Regions from separate parts of the Homo sapiens genome. Here region 1 is linked to region 2. A link is a loop called in an ENCODE intact Hi-C map of the cell type or tissue named here. Cell type or tissue: pancreas. All regions are shown on one strand. Links, peaks and the distances in the headings refer to the core of each region. The heading gives the core; the rest is flanking DNA. Region 1 has its middle 74 kb from the start of PPARGC1B. Region 2 holds the start of LOC105378224 (a long non-coding RNA gene).

Region 1 (12,985 bases), core at 2,274-10,273, 48 kb after region 2:
TTTTGATTGCAGAATAATGTTCCATTGGATGGCTATACAGTATTTTATTTATCCATTCACCAGTTCTTGGGTTATTATAATAATGCTGCTATGAACATTCACGTATGAATTTTTGTATGAAAACATGTTTTTATTTCTGTTGGTTACATACCTAGGAGTGGAATTGCTGGATCACATGGCCATTCTATGTTTAACCATTTGAGGAACTGTCAGACTATTTTCCAAGTGGCTGCACCATTTTACGTTCCCATTTGCAGTATATGAGGGTTCCAATTTCTCCACATCCTCACCAACATTTGTCTTTATATTTTGTTTTGGTTTTTTTAGACAGAGTCTTGCTCTGTCACCCAGACTGGAATGCAGAGGTTGATCATAGCTCACTGCAGCCTTGATCGCCCAGGCTCAAGAGATCCTCCCGCTTCAGCCTCCCTAGTAACTGGGACTACAGGTGTGTGCCACCACACCTGGCTAATTTTTAAAAATTATTTGTAGAGACAGGGTTTCCTTATGTTGCCCAGGCTGGTCTCAACCTCCTGAGCTCAAGTGATCCTCCCACCTTGGCCTCCCAAAGTGTTGGGATTACAGGTGTGAGCCACTGAGCCTGGCCTCTTTTTTAAAAAAATTATTATTATACCTATTCCAATAGGTATGAAGCAGCATCTCATAGTGGTATGCGGGAGGATGTGGCAGGGGTGGGTGGATAGGGGTGTGTGTGTGTGTGTGTGTTTAACCAAATATATTCTTTTTTTTTCTTTTTTTGAGGTGGAGTCTTGCTCTTGTTGCCCAGGCTGGAGTGCAATGGCACGATCTCAGCTCACCGCAACCTCCACCTCCCAGGTTCAAGCAATTCTCCTGCCTCAGCCTCCCGAGTAGCTGGGATTACAGGCATGTACTACACGCCCGGGTAATTTTGTATTTTTAGTAGACACGGGGTTTCTTCATGTTGGTCAGGCTGGTCTTGAACTCCCGACCTCGGGTGATCTGCCCGCCTTGGCCTCCCAAAATTCTGGGGTTACAGGCATGAGCCACTGCGCCAGGTTTTTTTGTTTGTTTTTGTTTTTTAGACAGAGTCTCACTCTGTCGCCCAGGTTGGAGTACAGTGGTGTGATCTTTGGCTCACTGCAACCTCTGCCTCCCAGGTTCAAGTGATTCCTGTGCCTCAGCCTCCTGAGTAGCTGCGATTACAGGCGCACACCACCACGCCCCGCTAATTTTTTGTATTTCTTTTAGTAGAGATGGGGTTTCACCATGTTGCCCAGGCTGGTCTCAAACTCCTGAGCTCAGGAGCAATCCGCCCGCCTCGGCCTCCCAAAGTGCTAGGATTACAGGTGTGGGTCACCGTGCCTGACCTAAGAGTTCTTCTGAGAGTTCTGAGAGTTGCTTTTTAAAATGTATATATCTTGGAAATTTGTTTGTGTCATTATATGGGGATCTTCTTTGTGCTTGTTAAATGCTGCAAAGTGCCAGAGCATGAATATAGCCCAGTTTAGCCATTCCCTAATGAATGCTATCTTGGCTATCTCCAAAAAATACATACAACACACAACACACCAATGAACATTCTTGTTTTGCTTCCTTGTGAATAGAGCAAGCATTTCTTGAAGATAGTCTTAGAAGTGGAATTGCTGAATTAAAGAGTTATGTACTTAAAAATTTAGGGGGGGTTTATAATCTATCCTCTGAAAAAGCTGTGCCAGTTTACACTCTACCAGTAGTGTATGAAAGTGCTCATTTCACTACATCTATGCCAGCCCCGGATATTAACCCTTTCATTGGTGGCAAAAAGTATTTTGTCTTAATTTGCATTTCCCTGATCAATGTGAGGCTGAGTACGGGGCCATGCCCCCACCCATGGCACTCCTCCTTGGCACTAGGGTGTTGCCCCTTCACTTCCGTGTCTTCCATGGTCCCCAGCACAAAGCTGAATGTAGTAGGCACTGATCAATATTGATGGAGTCAGGGCACTGTGATTTTTGCAGCCTATCTGATGAAAATATGGTCTGAGACTCTACAAAATTCTGCAGTGTCTTGTTAGTCCTCCAAGATTTAATTGCAACTGTTAGACCTTCTGTCTGAGCTGTATGGTCTTTTAAGCCTTGAAAAAAAAATTAGGAACCCTCGACTGGTCTAGGGAGTAATTCTTTAGTAATCAGCAGACTGACTATGACACCTGGTCAGGATGGACCATAATAGTATTTCAAAATAGGTCCTAGGATCCCAGGACCTATTTCTGGGTCCTAGGATCCCAGAAAGCAGAACTGCTGGAAACTTCCTGATAGCATTATCCAAATGGATGATCCAGAAATGAAAAAGACCTTAGGGGTCAATTAAAGCCCTTCCGTTGTACGGAAAGGAAGACTGAGATCCCAGCTAGGGAGGCCCCAGCTAGAGAAATGACCTGTTCCAGGTCATGTAACTAAGTAGGAGTGGGGCTGTGAGTGCAGCCCAGGTTCTGATCTCAGGCTAGTGCTCTTTCTTTAAAATGTGTGGAGGCTGGACGTGGTGGCTCACACCTGTAACCCCACCACTTTGGGAGGCCGAGGTGGGTGGATCACGAGGTCAGGAGATTGAGACCATCCTGGCTAGTATGGTGAAACCCCATCTCTACTAAAAATACAAAAAATTAGCCAGGCGTGGTGGCGGGCGCCTGTAGTCCCAGCTACTCAGGAGGCTGAGGCAGGAGAATGGTGTGAACCCAGGAGGTGGAGCTTGCAGTGAGCCGAGATTGGGCCACTGCACTCCAGCCTGGGCGACAGAGCGAGACTCCGTCTCCAAAAACAAACAAACAAAAAATGTGTGGAATCAGAGGAGTCACCTCTAAACTCCTCCGCAAGCCCCTCTACTCCTAACTAGAGAGCATGACTTTTCCCAGAAGGCAACATGGAGCAGGAATAAAGGTTTTCAAAACAGCCCAGGATTCAAATCCTAGCTCAGCCACCAGGGTCTATTTAATGTACCCTCTGATCCTCATTGTCTTCCTCTTTGATATTTAATATTACCTACTTCACAGGATTATATCCCTATTTAAGATTACCTACCTCACAGGGTCATGTGGGTTTAAATAAGATAAATACTTTGTCTGATATATACTTGCAGTAAGCACTCAGTCATGGCTATTATTTTTTTCCTCTAGTTCTCCTCCTCTTGGCTGAATCAGCTGTGTGGGTATAAAGATTGATTTGCCATAAGGTAGGAAATTCCAGGTTCAAATTCCACAAAGTTCAGTGGATTATATGTCCCTGGCTTTGTCTCTTCATTTGCCTTGGCTTGAGTTGCTATCTTCCAAGTCGTTCCTTTAATAAACCGTCGTTCTCAGCAGAGGGACCATCCACTTCCTTGTTTATCGCCACTTCATAAGTTAGAAATAGTTGAGAACAAGAGTTTGGTTGAGCTCAGTTGTTCTTTCAAGCTGGGCTTCCATTAGAATCACTTGGGGCAACATTTTTAAAAGCATCAGGTCAGCGTGTTGGCTCACGCCTGTAATCCCAATGCCTTAGGAGGCCAGGCAGGAGGATTGCTTGAAGCAGGAGTTTGAGACTAGCCCAGGTAGTCTACAAAATTAAAAAATAAAAAAATTAGCCTGGCATGGTGGCATGCACCTGTGGTCCCAGCTACTCAGGACGCTGAGGGGGGAGGATCGCTTGAGCCCAGGAGTTTGAGCTATGATTGCACCACTGTACTCCAGCCTGGGCGATAGAGGGAGACTTTGTCTCAAAAAACAAAAACAAAAACAAAAACAAAAACAAAAAACCAAACAAAAAACACTAATGACTGGAACTGGTCCCCTCCCTTTTCCTGATAAAATTCGTTGAGAGAGTAGGGCCCACTCTCAACCCAGGTGATTCTGATGGAAGCAGGGGCAAGATCCACTGGTTTCAAACTTTAGCATGCATCAGAATTGCCTGTAGGGCTTGACCTGTGAATTTGCATTTCTAACAAGCTCCCATATGATGATAGTGATGAGGCTGCTGCCAATCTGGGGAGCACACTTCACTGACACAGATGGACATGAACCTGAGTGGACCTCTATGGGCTCTTTCCTTCCCAACATCCTGTCCCCAGCTGGTAGCAGCTCCTGATGTGCCTTTGGAGAACTGCCCCTCCTTAACCCTTAGACCGAAACATATAAATGACACTCACCCACCTCCTAACTTCAGAGACAGACACATGGGCTAGGTCTGGCCAATCAATACAATCTATACCCTGGCTCCACTGAGTGACCAGGTCAGCGATGGGCATGTCACTTCATATAGTCCAGTGACAGTCAACACTGGGACTTCTGCTGGAGCCCTTGGGAAAAGGTGTTAAGGTGGCAAGGTGTGAACCTGACGCTGCTGGTGGCCACGCTGCCTTTGTCTAGGAAGAGCCTGCCTGAAGGCAAAACAGGCAAAGGAAAACAGAAGAGACTAAGAGAGACCGAGTTTTGATGACAGCCTTTTATTCCCAGGATCCAGCCAAGCCTGAGTCTAGATCTAAATTTTTCAGGTGCATGAGCCAACACATTCCTTCTTTACTTAAGCCAGTTGGAGGTGGATTTTTCTCATATGCAGCTCAGAGATCGCTGACAATGTGGGACATCTCCAGCGCCTTTTCACCCAGAGACTGCGATTCCAGCTTCTCCCCTGGATGCTGCTTCCATCAGGCAATGACCTTCAACAAGGCCCCAGAACTGAGCAGCAGAACTCTGAAAGGTCACTTAGTCCCATCCCCTCCTTGTTTATATGGGAAGACCCAGGGCCCAAGAGAGGCAAGGACTTGCCTGGAGTCATGCATACAACAAAGCCAACTGTGATATCAGCCCTGGCTCTGTCAATAAATACACCCATACCAGAGGGGTGATAACAGCAGAGGCAGTGCCAGAATACCAGTCAAGTCTCCTTCTCAAGGACAGTCCCTGCAGGGACAGGGGCTCACTTCTTTAGCATGAAAAAGGGTCTTATTGACCTTTTCTCAATGCCTCAGTTTCTCTAATTACAATTAAAGAAACACACTCATATATGTTGTTACTCTTAATCATCAATGGAGTGTATAGACATGGCAAAAAAAATTTTCAAGGGACACAGATGAACAAAAAGGGAAAATGAAACACTCCAATAATCTCAGCACCCTGGCTAACACTGCTAACATTTTGGAGTTTTGCATATTCCCTCTCTCTCTCTCTCTGTGTAGATTTGCCTTGGGCAAGGGACCCAAACTACCCTCCTGAAGAATGAATTGGGTCACATTGTTTTTTGTTTTTTGAGACACAGTCTCTCACTCTGTCACCCAGGCTCCAGTGCAGTGGCACAATCTCCACTCACTGCAACCTCCACCTCCCAGGTTCAAGCGATTCTCCTGCCTCAGCCTCCTGAGTAGCTGGGATTACAGGCGCACCACCACGCCCAGCTAAGTTTTGTATTTTTAGTAGAGATGGGTTTCACCATGTTGGCCAGGCTGGTCTTGAACTCCTGACCTCAAGTAATCCGCCTGCCTTGGCCTCCCAAAGTGCTGGGATTACAAGCATGAGCCACCACGGCCAGCCCAAAATGTACATCTTAAAGGTGAGAAAGGAAGAGACTTCTTTGATTCTCTGGGGTTTGTCAGACAGGGTTCTGCAAGCACCAGAAACTAAAGAGAAGGGGTATTGTTTTTGTTTGAAGACCAATGGAAATTTACAAAATTGTTGAAAGACTAGAAGAGCAGACGCAGGTTAGCAGAAATTAAGGAAACTCTGAAGGGCCAAGAAGCAGGAAGCAGGAAAAGCAGTCACTGCCTTGAACAGGGACATAGGTCAGGATGCTGTAAATGGCCCCTCCACAACTGCTATTGCTACAAAGACAATGGCCAGAAACCATTCCCCTCTCCTTGCATAGTCAAAGTCCTGGGAAATAGCATCTTAAATAATGCATTTCCCACTGATTTGCCCAGAAGGTGAGGAGAGGAAGGATCTGACTCCTTTGCCTTCAATTGGAGGAGGCTAGCGGTGGGAGGCAGGAGCCAAGAATGACCCCTTTCCCAAGGCAGTGGGGAGAGGAGACACTTTCCCTTAATGGAACTGGGGTGTTTACTGGAGGAGGAACGGTCCTGTACAGTCCCAAACCAAGAACTGCCCACTAGTGCAGCCTAGAAAGAGCAAGAGCTTGGGAGGCTGCTGCTTCTAGGAAGAGTTTGTAACTGAGCCTGGAAACTGGTCCCAACCTAGCTACCCTAGCGCACTGTTGGTAAATGTGTAAACAATTGTGTTTGAGCGTGTATATAAATAAAAGAGCTGTAACACTAGATGTTCAGTGTGTAATGGAGTGACCATAGCTATGTGGGAGATGTCTTTTCCCTTTCCCAAAGCCCCCGGAGTAACAAATGGAGAACCAGCCAAATGGAGCATGCCTGGATCAATAAAGCGGGTTTCTATAGTGGGGAGTATAGACTGCACCTGGGCCTGGGCCTGCAGGTGTTATCTTCCAGGCGCTTACAGACATGGTCTCAGGGGACTGCCTCTAGGCAACAGAGTAGCTTCTTTTCAACAGTGCCCTCATGTGGCAGTGCCAGAAACTGCAGGGCACCTAATGAGGCTTCCTAGGTTTTTGTCCTTCAGGATATGGGAACTAGCAGTGCCCCTTTGGACTAAGTAAGTAACTATCCTAGACAACCTAAGAGGGAGGGTCTCAACTAGGGAAGAGAGTCGTTTTCAGAAAAGGTGGGCCAGATGTGGCAGGTCAAGCCTGTAATCCCACCAACTCAGGAGGCTGTGGTGGGAGGCTGAGGCGGGAGGACCACTTGAGGCCAGGAGTTCAAGATGAACCTGGGCAACATAGTAAGCCTCACATCTCTAATAAATAAATAATAATAATTAAAATAAAGAAGAGGTGGGAGAGACGCTCAAGTCATTAAATTTTAGGAATAAAAAATCATGGGGCAAAGCATCCTTCTATGTGGAAACCGATTCACCAAAATTGTTTGGGTGCCAGTCTTCTACTGACGGCCCTTGAATCCATCTCACAGTTTTCCATCATGCTTGACCATGGGAATATCATGCACCTGCTTGTCCACTGCCTTGCTCAAGTTCAAATATACTAGGTCACTGTTACTTCCTTATTAAAGAGGGAGTTTAGGGACTCAGTAATTGAAGGGAAGAGGGTAAACAAAACCTCTGCCCTTCAGCGTCTGCTTTGATCCTGGACATGGTTTGTAGGAGACTCCCACTGCACTGGAAGTCGGTAGTCTTGATCCTTGGTCCCAACTTGGCCATTAACCTGCTGCGCAATCTTGAGCAAGTTGCTGGAGCTCTCTGAGCTCCTCATCCCTCCTCAGGCAAAGAACCTCTGCATTGCCCACACCAGGGGCCTGCTTTGAATGAAGTTAAGGCTGTAAAAACCTAGAGAGGACAAAGTAGGTAAGTATTAACAATAAATAATGTGGGGAGACTTTTTACTGCAATAATGCCTTTTCTGTGTCTGCAGAGTTGGAGAATGAAATACGGTTCCGGGCCAGAAAAAAACAGCTCTTAAAGGATCTCTTTCTGGGTGTGTGGTGTGTGTGTGGTGTGGTGTGTGTGTGTGTGGTGTGGTGTGTGTGTGTGTGGTGTGGTGTGCATGTGTGGTGTGTGTGTGGGGTGTGGTGTGTGTGTATGGGAGTATGGTGTGTGTGTGGAGTGTGTGGGATGTGTGTGTGTGGTGTGTGGTGTGTGTGGGGTGTGTGTGGTGTGTGTGTGGTGTGTGGTGTGTGTGGTGTGTGGTGTGGTGTGTATGTGTGGTGTGTGTGGTGTGTGTGGGGGGGTGTGTGTGGCGTGGTGTGTGGTGTGTGTGGTGTGTGTGGTGTGTGTGTGGGGTGTGTGTGGTGTGTGTGGTGTGTGTGTGGTGTGTGGTGTGGTGTGTGGTGGTGTGCATGTGTGGTGTGTGTGGTGTGTGTGTGGGGGGTGTGTGTGGTTGGTGTGTGTGGGGTGTGTGGTGTGTGTGGTGTGTGTGTGGTGTGTGTGTGGTGTGTGGTTTGTGTGTGTGTGTGGTGTGTGTGTGTGGTGTGTGTGTGAGGTGTGTGTGTGGTGTGTGTGTGGTGTGTGTGAGGTGTGTGCGGTGTGTGTGAGGTGTGTGTGGTGTGTGTGTGGTGTGTGTGTGAGGTGTGTGTGTGGTGTGTGTGGTGTGTGTGAGGTGTGTGTGGTGTGTGTGAGGTGTGTGTGTGGTGTGTGTGGTGTGTGTGTGAGGTGTGTGTGTGGTGTGTGGTGTGTGTGTGGTGTGTGGTGTGTGTGGTATGTGTGTGGTGTGTGTGCAGGTGTGTGTGTGCAGTGTGTGTGTGCGGTGTGTGGTGTGTGTGTGGTGTGGTGTGTGGTGTGTGTGGTGTGTGTGGTGTGCGTGGTGTGTGTGGTGTGCGTGTGGTGTGTGTGTGTGGTGTGTGGTGTGTGTGGTGTGGTGTGTGTGTGTGAGGTGTGTGGTGTGTGTGGTGTGTGGTGTGTGTGTGGTGTGTGTGTGGTGTGTGGCGTGTGTGTGGTGTGTGGTGTGTGTGGTGTGCGTGTGGTGTGTGTGGCCTCTTTGTCACCGTCTCTTCTGCTTATTCTCTCTCTCCTCTCTCCCCTTCTGTTTCTCTGTCTCTTCCCCTCCCTCACTTTTCCCCAACCTTTTCCCAGACTTGGCTGGACCAGAGCTGAAGTGTTTCACGGGTGGCAGCTCAGGGCCCTTTTAAACCAGGTCTTCCCTTCCTTAATGGCTGTGGTTGGCAAGAATGGACCAAGTCAAGATGGCCTCTGGGTTTTTCTGGGGCTCTGATTCCAGACTTGGAAAGCAGAGCGTTTCAGCTGCTTACAAATCCCAGGAGGGTGTGACAATGGGACCATGGTGGCAGAACAGAGCAGAGAGGCCCCTGGTTACTGCACTCAGTTCTCGGGGTTGCAGGGGGCAGGGGGAGGATAGGGGAAGGGAGGGGAGGTTCTGCCAGCTCTTGGTGGACTGTTGGCTTCAGGCCGAGTTAGGCTGTGCTGAAACCCCCAGCTCAGCCCTGCTTCCTGCCCCCCTGCACCAGCACTCCTGCCCCTGCAGGAGACAAGACAAACCTGGTTGCAAATCCCAACTCCCCAACCTGCTCATTAGGTAACCTTGGGTAAGTCATAGCCTCTTGAAATTTCACGTCTTTATCTGGAGATGGAGATAATAAGGAGGTGAGCTATAAGGAGCAGGTGAGGGCAGTCGCACAGCACAAAGCAGAGTGAGCAAAGTAGAGCCTGCAGGCCAAATCCGGCTGCCACCTGTTTTCATATGACCTGTGAACTAAAAATGGACTCTATATTTTTTAATAGTTGGGGGGAAAATCAAAAGAAGGGTACAGTTTTATGACACTGAAGATGATACGAATTTCAGATTTCAGTGGCCATAAATACAGCATTATTGCATACAGTCACACCTATTCACTTATGTATTATCTATGGCTGCTTTGCACTACAGCGACTGAGTTGTGATCAATTGTTCATGACACTTAATGTCTAAAATAGTAACTGGCCCTTTACAGAAAAAGTTTACCAACCCTTGGCACAGGTTTAAGAATGCAGACTACTTGGGTTCAAGTTACCATTCTGTCACTTACTAATTTTGTGACATTGGGAAGGCCATGTAATCTATATGTGCCTCAATGTCTTCTTCTGTCAAATGAGGATAACAACTCTTACTGAGTTGTTTTGAGGACTAAATGAGTTAACATTCGTAAAGCACCGGACCAATGTCTGCACACAGAAAGTAAATACATAGATGAGATCATGTATATGGAGTATATGAAGAATTAAGCATGTATCTGTTGATTTGGATTTGGTTGGAAGAAAACCAGAAGGAATAGTGGCTTTGTCTCTGGTACTGTTCCGGGCAACATTTTCTTTTGTCAGACACTTGCAGGAAGACCTCAGTTGTGAGATAGAGGAAGGCCCTGAGGATGCAGGTGGAGGAGAGTAAATGAGGGAGGACAGAACTGGATTCCTAGAGGCTCTGTCAAGAACAAATGCACTGACTATACTAGAGGATGATTTGAACGAATGCACTGACTATACTAGAGGATGATTTGAACAAATCCACTGACTACACTAGAGCATGATTTGGAGGGGTTAACCCAAGTATGTTAATATGTAGTTTGCTTTTCTGTTTTGTTTTGGGTTTGTTTGTTGTTTTTGTTTTGCTGCTATTAAAGAGAAAAGAATGAGAGCTAATTTTTGACTTACAGAGTCTTGAAAAGGAGTTGAAGGTGGAGGCAGTTCTCTCAAGGTGAGACTTGAGGGGACTGGGGAGACATGACTTAGTGGCAGCATTTGTGACATTCATTTAAATGCAACTCATGTCCAGTCAATGGTGGCCAAAAAAAAGTGCATGATGTGCTGCCACCAAAGTGAATGCAATCTCAGGCTGCGTTAACAGAAGTAGGTCTTGTGGAAAGAGGGAGGTGATGTCTTTCCCTTTTCTCTAGCTAGCCCATGGCCTACCCTGAGCAACTTGAGGGATGTGGACACGCTTGATGGCATCTCCAGACCTTCTCATTGGTTGCATTGGGTTTTTCCCCACCCTCACCATCTGTGACCCTTAGGAGCAGTTAATAAATGCCAGCAGCTCCTGTCTTCCAAATATCTATGTAGAACTCACCCAACTCTCCCCTGGACAATGTATGCCTAGAGAATGGGTCTTACTTCAAGTCAAAAATTCTACTTTATCAGCAGCTACAAAAACATTAACCTGATCCCTAGAGGCAGAGTTTAGCCCATTTGGAAACTCCTGTAATCACCCGGTCTCAGGAGATCCATGATCCTTCAGTGGTCTCAGAGACTGGGGGGGCCCACCTTAGACTTGTCCAGGCTCCTCACGATGTGGCTCCAGCCTAATTTCCCAATCTCACCTCCCATTACTCCCCTTTACATATACTTGTCTCAGCCAAAGGAGACCTGTTTAGCTTTTTCAAAAACACATGCTATATTAGTTACCTTTGGGTTGCAAAGGGGCAGAATGCCAATGTCCACTGGGTTGACCAAGAATGGGATTGGCTCATGTGACTGAAATATACAGGATTTTCTAGCCTCAGACCCAGTTGGATCCAGCAGCTTAGGATTTCTCTATCTCTATCACTTGTGTTAATTTCATTCTCAGACCAATATCCCCCCAGGAAGCTACAAAATAATTGCTGAAAACTCCAGATTCAAATCTGGCAGCTAGTGGAAATAAAACTTCTCTCCCACAAGACTATGAGCCCAAGACCTAGGAACTGACTCTCATGGAACAGATTGGGGCTATTGTCTATCTCAGATCAAGTCCCATGGCAAGAGACATTGAACACAATAATTGAACAGGCCTAAGTCACATGCCTCAGGAGGCAGGGGAGGAGACCCCATAAGATTTGGGGGTCATGTCTGGAACTGCAGCAGCAATGTGTAACCAAAAAGAGAGTCAGCCTGAGAGCCAGTTGACACCTGAGAAGGGCAGAGCAGAGAAATGGAAAGAACCTGAGCCCTTGACTATGGCATTGGGCCAGTGAATTAACTAACCCTGGGCCATCCTACTTTGGGATTTATGAGTGTAGTATAAGAAATTTTCTCTTATTGTTTTGGCCAGTAGCACTGGGGTCCTCTCTAACTCGTAGCCATAGCACTAAGTGACTCAGACAGACTCATTGATTGAGAGTCCCGGAAGAGAGATGACATTTTCAATACCAGCTATATATATATAAATATATAAATATATTTATATATCTATAATATATAAATATATATATATGTTTATATATCATCTATAATATATAAATATATAAATATATTTATATATCTCTATAATATATAAATATATAAATATATTTATATATATCTATAATATATATAAATATATTTATATATATCTATAATATATAAATCTATAAATATATTTATATATATCTATAATATATAAATCTATAAATATATTTATATATATCTATAATATATAAATCTATAAATATATTTATATATATCTATAATATATAAATCTATAAATATATTTATATATATCTATAATATATAAATCTATAAATATATTTATATATATCTATAATATATAAATCTATAAATATATTTATATATATCTATAATATATAAATATATAAATATATTTATATATATCAATAAATATAAATATATAAATATATTTATATATATCTATAATATATAAATATATAAATATATTTATATATCTATAATATATAAATATATAAATATATTTATATATATCTATAATATATAAATATATAAATATATTTATATATATCTATAATATATAAATATATAAATATATTTATATATCTATAATATATAAATATATAAATATATTTATATATATCTATAATATATAAATATATAAATTTATATATATCTATAATATATAAATATATAAATATATATCTATCATATATAAATATACAAATATATATCTATCATATATAAATATACAAATATATTTATATATATCTATCATATATAAATATACAAATATATTTATATATATCTATCATATATAAATATACAAATATATTTATATATATCTATCATATATAATATATAAATGTATTTATATATAAATATATAATATATTATATATTATAGATAATATATGTATTATCTATAATTATATAATATAATTATATATAATATGTAATGTATTATATGTTATATATTTAAGACATATATAATATATTATATTAATTAATATATTTATTATATAATATATTATATTAATATATTTATTATATAATTAATATATTTATTATATTAATATGTAATATATTATACTATATAATAAATATATATAATATATTTATTAATATATTATATAATAATATATAATATTATATAAAATATATAATATATAATACATAATATATTATATATTATGTATTATATATTATATTGTTTTAATTATATTAATATAATTATATATTAATATGTAATATAATTATTATATAATATAAATCTTATATAATATTTATATTATATTATATAAATATTATAAATATTATATATTATATAATT
Region 2 (12,985 bases), core at 2,634-10,633:
AATGAACTTTTGTTCTCACTTTGTAAGATCCTTGAGACAGGGACAATGTCTGTCTGGTTTATACCCATCCTCCCCAGGCCAGCACAGCATCTGGTCCACGTTAGGTGCTCATTGAGTATGTGACGAATGAATGATAACAAGTCCGTACCTCTGTGATGCCACAGTTCAGAGCCAGGGTGGACGTTCCTGTGAACATTCCTCACACCCTACCGCCTGCCAGCACCGTTGACTGGGTAGAGTACTCTTCCTCAGTTTTTCCCTGTGTCCTGGGCTTACCTCTATGAATCCACTAACAGTTTTAAAGAGAAATGTTTCTCTTTTAAGTATGTTTCCCCCCATGAGACTCTAAACAAATCAAGATCAGGGATGGATCTTAATCGTCTTGGGCTCATCAGACCTCGCAGTAAATGACATAGAGTAAGTCATCTGTAAATATTTGTTAAACTGAATTGAATCAATAGAGAGAGTTTGGAGATTTCTAAGAGCAGAAAGAATTGCCTTAAAGTTACACCTATTTTGTTGGAATAGCAAATAAGCACATGGAAAATGCTCTATATCATTAGTCATTAAGGGAATATATGAGAAAATCACAATATGAAAGCACTACGCATTCCCTATGGTGACTAAAATGTTAAAACTGACAATACCAAGTGCTTATGATGTTGTGGAACAACTGGAACTCTCATACCATATTGCCAGGAATGCAAAATGGTATAACCACTTTGGAAAATAGTTCGGCAGTTTTTTCCTAATAAAATTAAACATATATCTTTTATAGTACCCGGAAATCCCACCCTAGGTATTTATATAAGATAAACGAAAAAAATATGTCCACTCAAGGATGTATATGTGAATTTTCACAGTAGCTCAGTTAACAATAGCCAAAACTGGAAACAACACAAATGTCCTTCAACTGGTGAATGAATCAGCAAATTGTGATATGCCCATTTATTGGAATACTACTCAGCAATAAAAGGGAACAAACTACCGACACAACAGCGTAGATGAATCTCAAATACATTATACTAAGTAAACTATTCCCGATTCAAGACCACATAGTAATGATTCCATTCAAATGAAGTTTTAGAAAACACAAAATTAAAAGGACAGAAAGTAGAGACCAGGAGTGGACAGAACAGACGAACTGCAAGGGAATATAAACAAACTTTGTGGCACAATGGAAATGTTAGACAGGGTCTTGCTCTGTTGTCCAGGCTGGAGTGCAGTGACACAATCATAGCTCACTACAGCCTCCAACTCCTGGGTCCAAGCAATCTTCAGCCTCCTGGGTCCAAGCAATCCTCAGCCTCCTGAGTAGCTGAGATTACAGGTGCAAACTATCATGCTCAGCTCTATGATGGAAATATTCTAAAATGGCTTTGCAGTGGTAGTTACAGGACTGTATATGTTTGTCAAACTCATTGAACTTTATATTTAAATGGGTATATGTAAATTATACTTCAATAAAGCTTTCAAAAGCTTTATTTCAAAAGCTTTATTTATATATTTCAAAAAATATATATATCTATTTACTCTTTCATCTGAATGGCTTTTTGAGGTAGTGAATATTCTGTCCTTGGAAAATTCCAAAGACAAGCCAAACGGGTATCTGTCAAGCATGTTGTAGGGGGCATTCCTGAGTTGGGCGCAAGCCCAGAATAGATGGTCTTTAGAGGTTATGGAATTTAGGGTTATGGAATTTAGGCTTAAAGTCAGTATTATGCACAGTAGAAAGAACAATGGTCCAGGAGTCAAGAGTCATTCATTAAGTCATTCATTCATTTACTGGTTCATTGTTTACTAAACACCTATCATGTGCCTGACATGGCTCAATGATGCTGAGTTAAGCTGGTTTGAGGTGGGTTTCTATGCAATCACATCTGAAATATCCTAACCAATAGAAGCCCAGAACTAGGTATTAAACTGGGGGATACTGACTATAAGCACCAAAGGTGGAGGTCAATGAGAGGCTTGAGGAGTCAGGGAGACCACCCACTTACCTCCACTGCCACAGCCCTGGTCCAGGCTGTCACCTCCTCTCACCTGGACAATTACAGCAGCCTCCTCACTGCTCTCCCTGAGTCTACTCTAACTGCCTTGGGTCCATTCTGTACACAACAAACAAAGGGTTTCTGTGGCCACCTGAAATCCAGATATGACCCCATTGTGCTCCTGCCTAAAAATTCTTCCATGGTGTCTCCTTGCCCCAGATTTAAGTCCAGATTCCTCAACATAAGCTCAAAGAACCTTTAGTGACATAGCTCTGGATTGAAAGAAGATCAGCTAGGGAAGTGCTGTGGCGTCCCTGCAGGCCAGAGTAGGGAGAAGGAGCAGGAAAGGATGAAATGGAGAGATGTTTAGGAAGCAAAACCACCTCATTCTGGCCCTGGCTGTACAACCCAAGCCTGTTTCCCAGATCACCCAGCCACAAGTTAGGTGATGTCAAAGGTCTCTTTCAGTTCCAGGTTATACAGTTATGCTTTTTGGTATGTTACCTGGGCTGCCCCTCTATCTCTTGTCTCTCTGTATGTCCCTATCACTCAACAAACACCTGTAAGAAAATTGCTATCTACAGATATGAGTCACAGATTATAACTGGCTTAATCTGCAGGAGGCTTCACAGCCCATCCTGCTAACATGATTCTCTTCCCAGAGGATCCCAAGGGTCATGTTACTGACCTGAAGTACAAAAGAAAACCTAGTGAGTGTCCTTTGAAATGGAGAAGAGGGAATATACTTATAACCATTGATAGTCTCCTGGACAATGATCGTTCTCTGGACTCTAGCAAAAGGGAGGTAGTGGAAGAAGGAATGGCCCAGTCTTTCAGATCTTTCAGATGCTGGGGGTCCAAGGCACTGAAAACACTACTTGTTTCCTTCTAATCCAGTAGAAACGTCACTGAACTGGCCATAAATTGATGGGCCACTCAGTCTTGGCTTGATCTTGACAATGACACTTGACCCTAGCTCAATTTCTTTACCAACCAGTCAAATGCAATAAGGACAGCTCAAGCTCATCCAACAGTTCACGTTATTTTCAAGTTCACAAGCAGTACATATTGATTAAAGAAAAGTTTAAAGCATGAATTCACAAAAAGGAAAAAATATTTCTTCAACTCACCATCCAGACATGAGCAGATGTTTTTCTATTTTAACCAAAATGGGATGCAATTACCCATCCCCTTCTGTACCCAATTATTTTCCTTAACAATATATTGTGAGCATCTTTCCACGTCATTAAACTCTTCTACATTATCATACTCAGATGTGACTGGATGCCCATGGTATTCTCCAATTGAAGCCAGTCTTCTATATTTCATTTCACCTCCTAAAAACACACATGCAATTCCAAAAACACTGCCAGACACTGTATATTTTACTGAAGACTTTGTGGGACATGGAGGAGACAGTCATACAGCCCAGCATCCAACAAACACCCTCAAACATCCCACTTGACAGCTCTTGATAGTTTAACTTTCTTGCTCTCTCCTTAGTCTCTCAACCCTAGCTCTTCTAGTCCACTTTTCTACCCCATGCACCAAAACAACAGCCAGGTGGATGCCTCTTGGCAGTTAATTTTTCTTTGTTCATTCGTTTCTTTGATAAATACTGAGCACCTACCATATGACGAGCATTGTTTTGGGTGCTGAGGGGTTCCCCATTCAACAAAAGGAGAAAACCTTGGCTTTCATGGACCTAATTCTTCATTGCTTGTGATTCCACTGAAGGAAGTTTCATAATTTATTTAATAGTCCCCTATTTTGGGATGTCTATCTATGCTTTTTCCATTTCCCTACATCTCCATGATAAACAATACTGAGGTGAACATCTTTGGCTTGCAATTTTCAATTTTCAAATATCTTTTCCCTTAACAGATCTTTCTTTTTATTGTTTTTGAGACTGAGTCTCGCTCTGTTGCCCAGGCTGGAGTGCAGTGGTGCAATCTCAACTCACTGCAACCTCTGCCTCCCGGGTTCAAGCGATTCTCCTGCCTCAGACTCCCAAGTAGCTGGGACTACAGGTGTGGGACACCAGGTCCAGCTAATTTTTGTATTTTTAGTAGAGATGGGGTTTCACCATGTTGGCCAGGCTAGTCTAGACCTCCTGACCTCTGGTGATCCACCCACCTCGGCCTCCCAAAGTGCTGGGATTACAGGCATGAGCCACCGTGCCCAGCCAGATCTTGCTTTTCTCATTATGATCTTGAGAGATTTTACTGAAAAAAAAAAGGCAAGGAAGGGCTAAGAAAAAACAAGTAATTTCCCCAAGATTACATATTTGGTTATTTGGTAGCAGATAAAAAGCACCTTTTCAGGAGGAAAACATGAATCCATACCACCTGGAGTCAGATGACCTTTGAGCCCCTTTCTCATGAACAGTAGCAGCTGGCGTTGACAGAGCATTCACTGTGTGCCACCAACCCCCACCTGTACCATCCCATTTAATCCTCTTATACTGTCATCCCCATTCCACAGATGAGCACATGGACAGCAAGTGACAGAAGGGCTTGGAGCCAGGTGGGTCTGATACCAAAGCCCATGCTCTGAAGTACTCCTCTACCCTGCCTCACTACTCTGTGAGTGTCTGATTCCACCAGCAGCACATTTGTCTTACAGTCTTAAAAACTGCATAGGAATTTGTTAATGCTTCTAACAAATACCTTTTCTATGCAGGCCAGTTGTTATTACTTTAAGCGGTTTTTACCATAAGTCTCAACAATAAATGTCACTCCCTCTCTGTGACATTTTTACATTTTATAATCTCATGTGCTATTACATTTGATTCTCACATAAATGCTCATAATTCAAGGCTCGACCAAAAACCTATTTCTCCAAGAAAACCTCTCCAAATGCCCCCCTGAAGGTTCCTATTCCTCAGCCTTTGAGGCCGCCATACTGCAGTTTTTCCAGGCTGTACTGTTATTCTCTGTCCCTGGGAGTAGCAACTAGACCTTACTCATTCCCAGTGCGAGGAACTATGCCTGGCTCACAACAGGTATTTTATAAAAGTCTGTGAGTGAAGCAGCACCATTAGGCACTTTGTAGATTCTTGGAAGGAAAATGAGAATTAGAAATCAGGGGCCTTCACCCCAGCACCACCACCACACCTACTTCGAGCTCAGCTATTTCAGGTAGTTTGAGTCCTGTCTGGTGCTTTATTGCTAAAAATGGATGGATGAGTGGATAGATGGGAGGAAGGGAGGGAGAGTGGAAAGAAATGAAAGAAGGCAGTGAGAGAAGAGAGGAGGTAAGGGAAGGTGAACAGATAGACGGAAGTAAAGAAGGACAGATGGATGAAAGGATGGAGAATAGGATGAATAACTGAATTAAAAAAAGGAAGGAAGAAAAGAAGCAAGGAAGAAGGGAAGAAAGGAAAGAAGGAAGGAAGAAGGAAAGGACAAATGAATGGATACAAAGGAAGAAAAGTATAAATAAATGATTGGATGGAAAAAGGATAGTAAAAGTATGGGAAGGAGGGAAGAAGAGAGAAGAAAGAAGGAGGAAACAAGGAGAAAAGGAGAGAAGGAAGAAAACATCAGCTTGGTTGAATAGCAGATTCAGGGCTGGTTTATCTAGAACCACACTTCAAGAATCACATGTCCCTAAGAGGATCAGGTAAGAAAGCCCTTCTTCACCAAGATTTTACATTCCAAGCCTTAACCAATATTTCATATGTTAGATTCATCCAGAGCTCAGAGGAGTACAGAGTTTGTTCTTATAAGAAGAATTACATTTGTCTAGATAGTCAAACTCGATAGTTAGGACTCCAAAACTAAACCTCTAAGGAACAAGCAAATTAATCTGTAAAGATGTATTGGCTGGGCACAGTGGCTCACGCTTGTAATCCCAGCATTTGGGGAGGCCCAGACAGGTGGATCACTTTGAGCCCAGGAATTTGAGACCAGCCTGGGCAACATAGTGATACCCCCTAATCTCTATAAAAATAAATAAATAAACAAGAAAGGAGCATTTATTTTCTAATGCATTGAAGAGACAAAATTATGAGGCACAGAAGATTAACAAGGAAACAGAAGTTTTGAACACCACTATAAACCTGCTAGACCTCAAAAACATCTACAGACCACTCCAATCAACAAAAGTATAGTATACATTCTCATCTAATGTACATGAAACTTTCTCTAGGATAGACCATATACTAGGTCATAAAACAAATTTGAATAAATTTGAAAGGATTGAAATCATATATAGTATGTTCTCTAATAACAATGGAGTGAAATTAGAAATCAATGACAGAAATAAATTTGGGAAATTCACAAATATGTGGAAATTAAACAACACACTCCTAAAGAATCATTGAATTAAAAAAAATTCCAAGGCAAATTAGGAAAATCTTTTCAATGAATAAAAATGAAGACAAAATATATCAAAACACTTGGGATACAGCCAAATCAGTGCTTAGAGGGAAATTTACACCTACATTACAAAAAAGAAGAAAGATCTCTAATCAATAATCTTAAGACTGGAAAAAAAGCAGAGTAAACTAAACCTAGAACAAGCAGAAGAAATGAAATAATAAAGTTTAGAGCCAAAATTAATGAAATAGATGATAGAAAAATATCAAGAAAATCAAGGAAATTAAAAGTTGGTTATTCAACAAGATTAACAAAATTGACAAACCTTAATCTAGATGGATCAAGAAAAAAAGAGAGAAGATTCAAATTGTTAAAATCAGGAATGAAAAAGGGGGGATTATTACAGACCTTATATAAATAAAATGGATTATAAAGGATTACTATAAACAACTGTATGCCAACAAGTTAGATAATTTACATGAAATGGACAAATTCCTGGAAAGCCATAAAGTAGTAAAACTGTTTCAGGAAGAAATAGAACATCTGAATGACTTGAAACAAGTAAAAAGACGGAATTAGTAATCAAAAAACTACCCACAGAGAAAAGACCAGGACCAGAATTCACTAGTACATTCTACCAAATTTTTGAAGAATTCCTCACAAACTTCCAAAAAATAGAAGAGGAGGAAACACTTCCCACCTTATCCTGTGAAGCCAGTATTACTATGATACAAAAATCAGACCAAAACATCACACAAAAAGCACAGATCAATTTCATTTATGAATGTAGACAGAAAAATCTCAACAAAATACTAGTAAGCAGAACACAGCAATTTATCAGAAGAATTAGACACCATGACCAACTGGTAAATGTCCCAGAAATGCAAGATTAACATCTGAAATGTCAATTAATGTAATACACTTTGTCAATACAATAAAGGACAAAAACCACATGATCATTTCAATAGACGCGGAAAAAGCATTTGACAAAATTCAACACTTCTTCATAATAATAATAATAAAACTCAACAAAATAGGAATAGAAGGGAATATCCTTAACCTAGTAGAGGGCATCTATAAAAAGCCCACAACTAAATCATACTCAATGGTGAAAGACCAAGTGCTTCCCCCAAGACCAGGAACAAGATGATACCTATTCCCCCCTTTTCTATTCAACATTGTACTTGAGTTTCCTGCCGGGGCAATTAGGCAAGAAAATAAAATAAAAGGCACCCAGAATGGAAAGGAAGAGATAAAGCTATCTCTACTTAATTCACGTTTCGGACCAGTATCTCTTTGTCATGGTGGACATGAATTAATTCATTACAGCACACTTACTAATTGCCTTAAGAGATGCGACGTTTTGCACTGCGGACATAGAGATGAACCAACCAGTTGTGGGGCCTGCCCTTAAGCAGCTTCTAGACAGCTTGGGGAGATGAGGCCAACCAACATCTGTAAAATAAGGTGGAAAGTGACCAGAGTTACGTGCGGGCCCAGACGAGGAGAGTCTATTGGAGCTCAGAGGAAAGTTGAGGGGGTCACTTCTAGATAGGGCTGGATCAAGGGAGGCTTCTAGAGTTGGAGCATCAGAGCTGGGCCTTAAATGTTGGAGAGGATTTCATTAAGTTAACAGCATAACAAGAGCAAGGTTGCTCTTCCTAAAGGCCCACAGCATATTCAAGCACCAGGAACCCCAGAGTAGCTGCAGTGGGTAGTGAGTGAGGGAGAGCTGGGAGATGGTCTGTACAGGTGAACTGAAGCCTAGAATACCACACTAAGCGCTGAGGCTTCCGGCTGGAGTGAGGAAGCCTTGCATGGTGTTTGAGCACAGAGGAGACCTGGGCAGACACCACTGGGATAGGCATAGTCCTATGCTTCCTTCAAAAACTTGCTAGATGATAACATCTTCCGGAAAGCTTAATAAAATGGAGATCCCAGGCTCGGGTACAGGAAATGTCGATTGAGTCATTCTGGGAAGTGGTGTTGGGTGGCTGGGTGATGATAGCAGAGGGATAAGTCTGGTTTTGATCTGTGTTTCTCATATCAGGGCTGACCAAGCCTCACCTCATTCGGTCTAAGTCCTCTGTCCACTATGCGTGAAAACTTACGTCCTTCCGCTGTGTCGGGGGAGGGGTGGGAGATAAACAGAGCACCGGGATATTTCTGTGGTGTGATGCATAGGTGGGTCAATGGGGAAATGGCTCCTACCCTTGGTGACCCTAACCCCAGTGAACCCAGCCCAACACTCATGGGACGGTGGTCATTCCCTCTCTCCCTCCAGCCTTGTGGGTGCTGGAGAGAGGCAGCCTGGCCAACTGGGATGAACTTTGGCTTAGTGTTATCACTTTTCCTGAGAAACCCAAAGTGGCCAAGCAATTCAAAGGTCTTTTATGACCAGGAGAACAAAAGTCAGCCCCAGCCATTAGTTATTGATTACTCTTTGCCACACCTTGAGCAAGATCTTTGACCAGGTTTCACAGAGAGTGAAACTGAGGTCTCAGGGTTATTCCAACAGGCGGCTGTGATGCCAAGATGTCTTATCAAACTCTTAGGCAGGCGTGTTCCGAGAGAGAAGCCGTCTGAATTCACATCCACTAACGTTGTGTGTGCTGGAGTCAGGGAGAGAGACTCAATGCCCTGTACTCAGAAGACAGAGTTACACTTAACGCCAGGAGTCTTCTTCTCCTGCAGGAGTGTTGATGGCAATCTATATCAAGAACTTTAGAAAGGCCTGGGACCAGTAGCCGTGGCTCTCACGCATAATCCCAGCACTTTGGGAGGGCAAGGTGAGGGGACCGCTAGAGACCACCCCGGAGAGCTTAGTGAGACCATCTCTCTACAAAAAAAACCATAAAAATAAAAAAGGCCAGGCATGCTGGCTCATGCCTATAATCCCAGCACTTCGAGGGGCTGAGGTAGGCAGATCGCTTGAGGTCAGGAGTTCGAGACCAGCCTCACCAACATGGTGAAACCCCGTCTCTACTAAAAATGCAAAATCAGCTGGGTGTGGTGGCAGGCGCCTGTAGTCCCAGCTACTCAGGAGGCTGAGGCAGGAGAATCACTTGAACCCGGGAGGCAGAGGTTGTAATGAGCCGAGATCGCACCATTGCACTCCAGCCTGGGTGACAGAGGAAGATTGTCTTAAAAAAAAAGAAAGAAAAAGAAAGAAAGAAAAAAGGCCTATACCCTTTGGTTCAGCAACTCCATGTCCAGGAATCTCTTGAAAGAAATTAATCCTCTCTATGGATGAGGCTCTAGACACAGAGGTGTTCAACATTGGATTATTCACCCTAGCTGAAAAGCAAAATTCAACTTCGTCCATGCTAGCAATAGATGAATTGCTAATATTTGTTGAATGTGGCTGTTGGCAAAGCATTTTACCTGCACTATTTCATTAAATCCTTACAGGAGCTCGGTAGGATAGATACTGGTATTGTCCTCATTTTGCAGATAAGAAAACTGGGGCACAGAGAGGTTAACACACCCCAAATTACAGAGCTAGTAGCACATCAGAGCCAGCACTTAATAGCAACATAAAAAAAAAAAGCTTCTAGTTGGGCATGGTGGCTCATGCCTGTAATCCCAGCACTTTGGGAGGCTGAAGTGGGCAGAGCACTTGAGCTCAGGAGTTCAAGACCAGCCTGAGCAACATGGCAAAATCCTGTCTCTACAAAAAAGTACAAAAATTCGCTGGGTGTGGTGGCATGCACCTGTGGTCCCAGCTACTCAGGAGGCTGAGGTGGGAGGATCACCTGAGCCTGGGAGGCAGAGGTTGCAGTGAGCCGAAATCTTGCAATTCAGCCTGGGCAATGGAAGTGAAACCCTGTCTCAAAAAAAAAAAAAAAAAAAAAAAAAAAGCTTCTGTTGATATGGTTTTTATTTAAAAAAAAAAAAGATCATTGATGTATGGACTAATCACAATATTAAGCAATGATAACAAAAATGACTCTGATATTTATTTTTAAAGACTTCAAAGAAATACTCCAAAATACTAGAGATCCTCTCAAGGTACTGGGTGTATGTGTTTTGTGACATTTTTGGTAGCAGAGAGGGAGGGGTTGTTTCTACTTTTTGCTACTTTTCACAGTGATATATTTTCATAATTCAGGGGAGAAAATGAACTTATGGGGTTTTTAAAAACACAAATTAAAAATAAGATGGTTCTTAAATGGATATATTTCAGGTAATAGGGTAGCTACTGGAGACAGTAAGAACCTTGCTGGAGCTGCCCCCAGCAGACCTTGGAAATGTTTCTGACTGGCCCACTTTAATCTGACTTAGCATCACCTCAGACGTGCGGGGACAGCAGAGAAGAGAAGCCAGGATGGGGAAAGGCTCAGAAAACGAGTCCCAGGAGAAAAGCTCCAAACTCTTAGTCCCACATCATGTGAGTGGCCCCAGGGGGGTTTTCCAATGGCATGTCTGGGCCCAAGGCAGATGGGAGAGCCTGTGTCTGCCTCTGTCCTCTGCAGAGCGGAGATGGGCAGATGAACATCAATGTCCCTCCAGTGACGGCCACACCAGTGGGGACAGGGAGGGTAGTCCAGGGGCTGGCCCACTTCTCAATCTCCATCAGGTTCCCCCAGCACCTGCTGCCCCCTTCTTCAAAGTAATGTTTGTTCAATCTAACATAAAAGCATGAAGAAAAAATTCTTTTAAAACTTTGTCTACCATACGCTATCAAAGTTGGCTTATAGGGCAAACATAGCTTCAAAACAGCCCCCATGCCCCTCCTTGAAAAATATCCAGAAGCACCCTGCCCCCCATCCCGTCCTAGTTCTCCACAGGGAGTCCTGAGGGTTGGTGGCTTGGCAGTCTGTGCAGGCCACGTGAAGACAGCTGGACTGGCAGGGCCCAGGGTCTGGGCCAAGGAGGCTGCAGAGATCAGGGCCAGAGGCAAAGGGTCCAGGGCTCCATGGAGGTCAAGGTCAGGCCAATGCGGCTTCACCAGCTGCCTAAAACCCATGGCTTTATGTTTAAAGACTCAGCTAATTACAGACATTTTCCAACATGAAATAATAGATAGCACTGTAGAAAATTTAGGGGAAAGGAAACCAACAGAGAAGTTTTTTTTAAAAAAAGACCATTTTTCTGATACCTTTATTTCATTTTAAAATACATTTTATTATAAATATATTTTCCTTTTGAAAGAAAACTGGAAGGAGGAGTGTTCTGTTTTTACTTTAAACATTTCTGTCTTACTTGAGTGTGTTAAGTAATATCTGCCTTTTATGCACTGTTAAATAATATCTGTTGTTATAAAAATTTGGTAAATACAAAAATAGGGCGGAAACCAAACAAATTTTTTGTTTTGGAAATTTTGTTTTTGTGACATAAAGAAAGTGCTCAGAGGAAAAAAATATCTGTCTTTGAAAGTACATGCATACAGCTGGGCGCAGTGGCTCACGCCTGTAATACCAGCACTTTGGGAGGCTGAGGCGGGCAGATTGCTTGAGCTCAGGAGTTTGAGACCAGCCTGGGCAACATGGTGAAACCCCATCTTTACTAAAAATACAAAAATTAGCCTGGTGCGGTGGCATGCGCCTGTAATCCCATCTACTCTGGAGGCTGAGGCAGGAGATTTGCTTGAACCTGGGAGGCGGAGGTTGCAGTGAGCCAAGATTGTGCCACTGCACTCCAGCCTGGGCAACAGAGGCGACTCCATCAGAAAAAAAAAAAAAAAAAAGTATATACATACTACCAAATACAAAAGATACAGAGATGGAGAGATGGGTAGATGGGTATATACAGTGAAATGTCTGTTTCCTTCTCTTTCTCTCCTGTCTAATCACCAGTTGCCCTCCCTGGGGAAAACCATTCTTGCTGTTTTTCAGCCATTTTGGTAGAGGGTATCTTTACATTTGCAAATGCATACGCATACACATTTTTTGGGATGGAGAGACAGGATCCTGTTCTATCACCCAGGCTGGAGTGCAGTGGCATGATCCTGACTTACTGCAGCCTAGACCTCCTGAGTTCAAATGATCCTCCTGCCTCTTCCCTGCAAGCAGCTAGGACTATAGGAATGCACCACCACACACTGCTAATTCTGTATTTTTATTTTTTGTAGAGGCAGGATCTTGCTATGTAGCCCAGGCTGGTTTAGAACTCCTATCCTCAAGCAATCCTCTTTCCTTGGCCTCCCAAAGTGTTAAGATTTCAGGCGTGAGCGACCAAGCCTGGCCGGCATGCACTCTTTAGTAATTACGACTGTATGTGCAGGAGCGTGTGTGTGTATGTGTTTGAGTGTATAATTACACTAATTGTCACACTCTGTCCTAAATCTTGCTCTTTATACAATATATCTTAGGGATCTTCCCATAGGATATGTAAAGAGTTCTGTTGGTTGCTGACCTCAATCCTATTAACCTAAAAGGTCCTTCTTGGTGTCTAACCAGAAACCCATACAACCCCCAGCCTGACACTAGCAAGGCCTGCACCTCCAAAGTAATGAGAGAGATGAGGGAGTTGTGGGGGGTGGGTTCAAGGACTCCCTTTTTTTCTTCCTTCCGCTCTCTCCTTCCCTCTCCTTCCTTCCCTCCCTCCCTTCCTTCCTCCCTCCTTTCCTTCCTTCCTTCCGTCTTTTCTTCCTCCCTTCCGTCTTGCTTCTTGCCTTCTAAAGTGAAAACAGTTCACTATGGCTTTTATTCACTCTGATTACTAATGCAA

The links. A loop is a pair of places that touch in the nucleus more often than their neighbours do. Peaks named below come from ENCODE experiments on the same cell type or tissue, not always from the same donor. Only the 100,000 strongest peaks of a DNase experiment are listed, where the experiment ranks them.
Region 1: a loop joins it to region 2, with 2.0 times the contacts of the local background. A loop is called at or near these places in 4 of 110 quality-filtered maps.

What each region holds. Positions count from the first base shown.
Region 1 is chr5:149,650,301-149,663,285 of GRCh38, reverse strand. No RefSeq gene overlaps it. Among named protein-coding and RNA genes, the nearest start is that of PPARGC1B, 74 kb to the left of the region's middle. RefSeq lists an enhancer at 6,938-7,107. In pancreas, for the core only: a CTCF peak has its summit at 6,526 (motif pointing left); no DNase peak of the experiment used is centred there; H3K27ac peaks cover 276 bases.
Region 2 is chr5:149,698,728-149,711,712 of GRCh38, reverse strand. It overlaps LOC105378224 (a long non-coding RNA gene), which reads right to left and starts at 8,596. Exons shown (of 3, transcript XR_944405.3): 1 at 8,381-8,596; 2 at 7,652-7,768. In pancreas, for the core only: no CTCF peak of the experiment used is centred there; no DNase peak of the experiment used is centred there.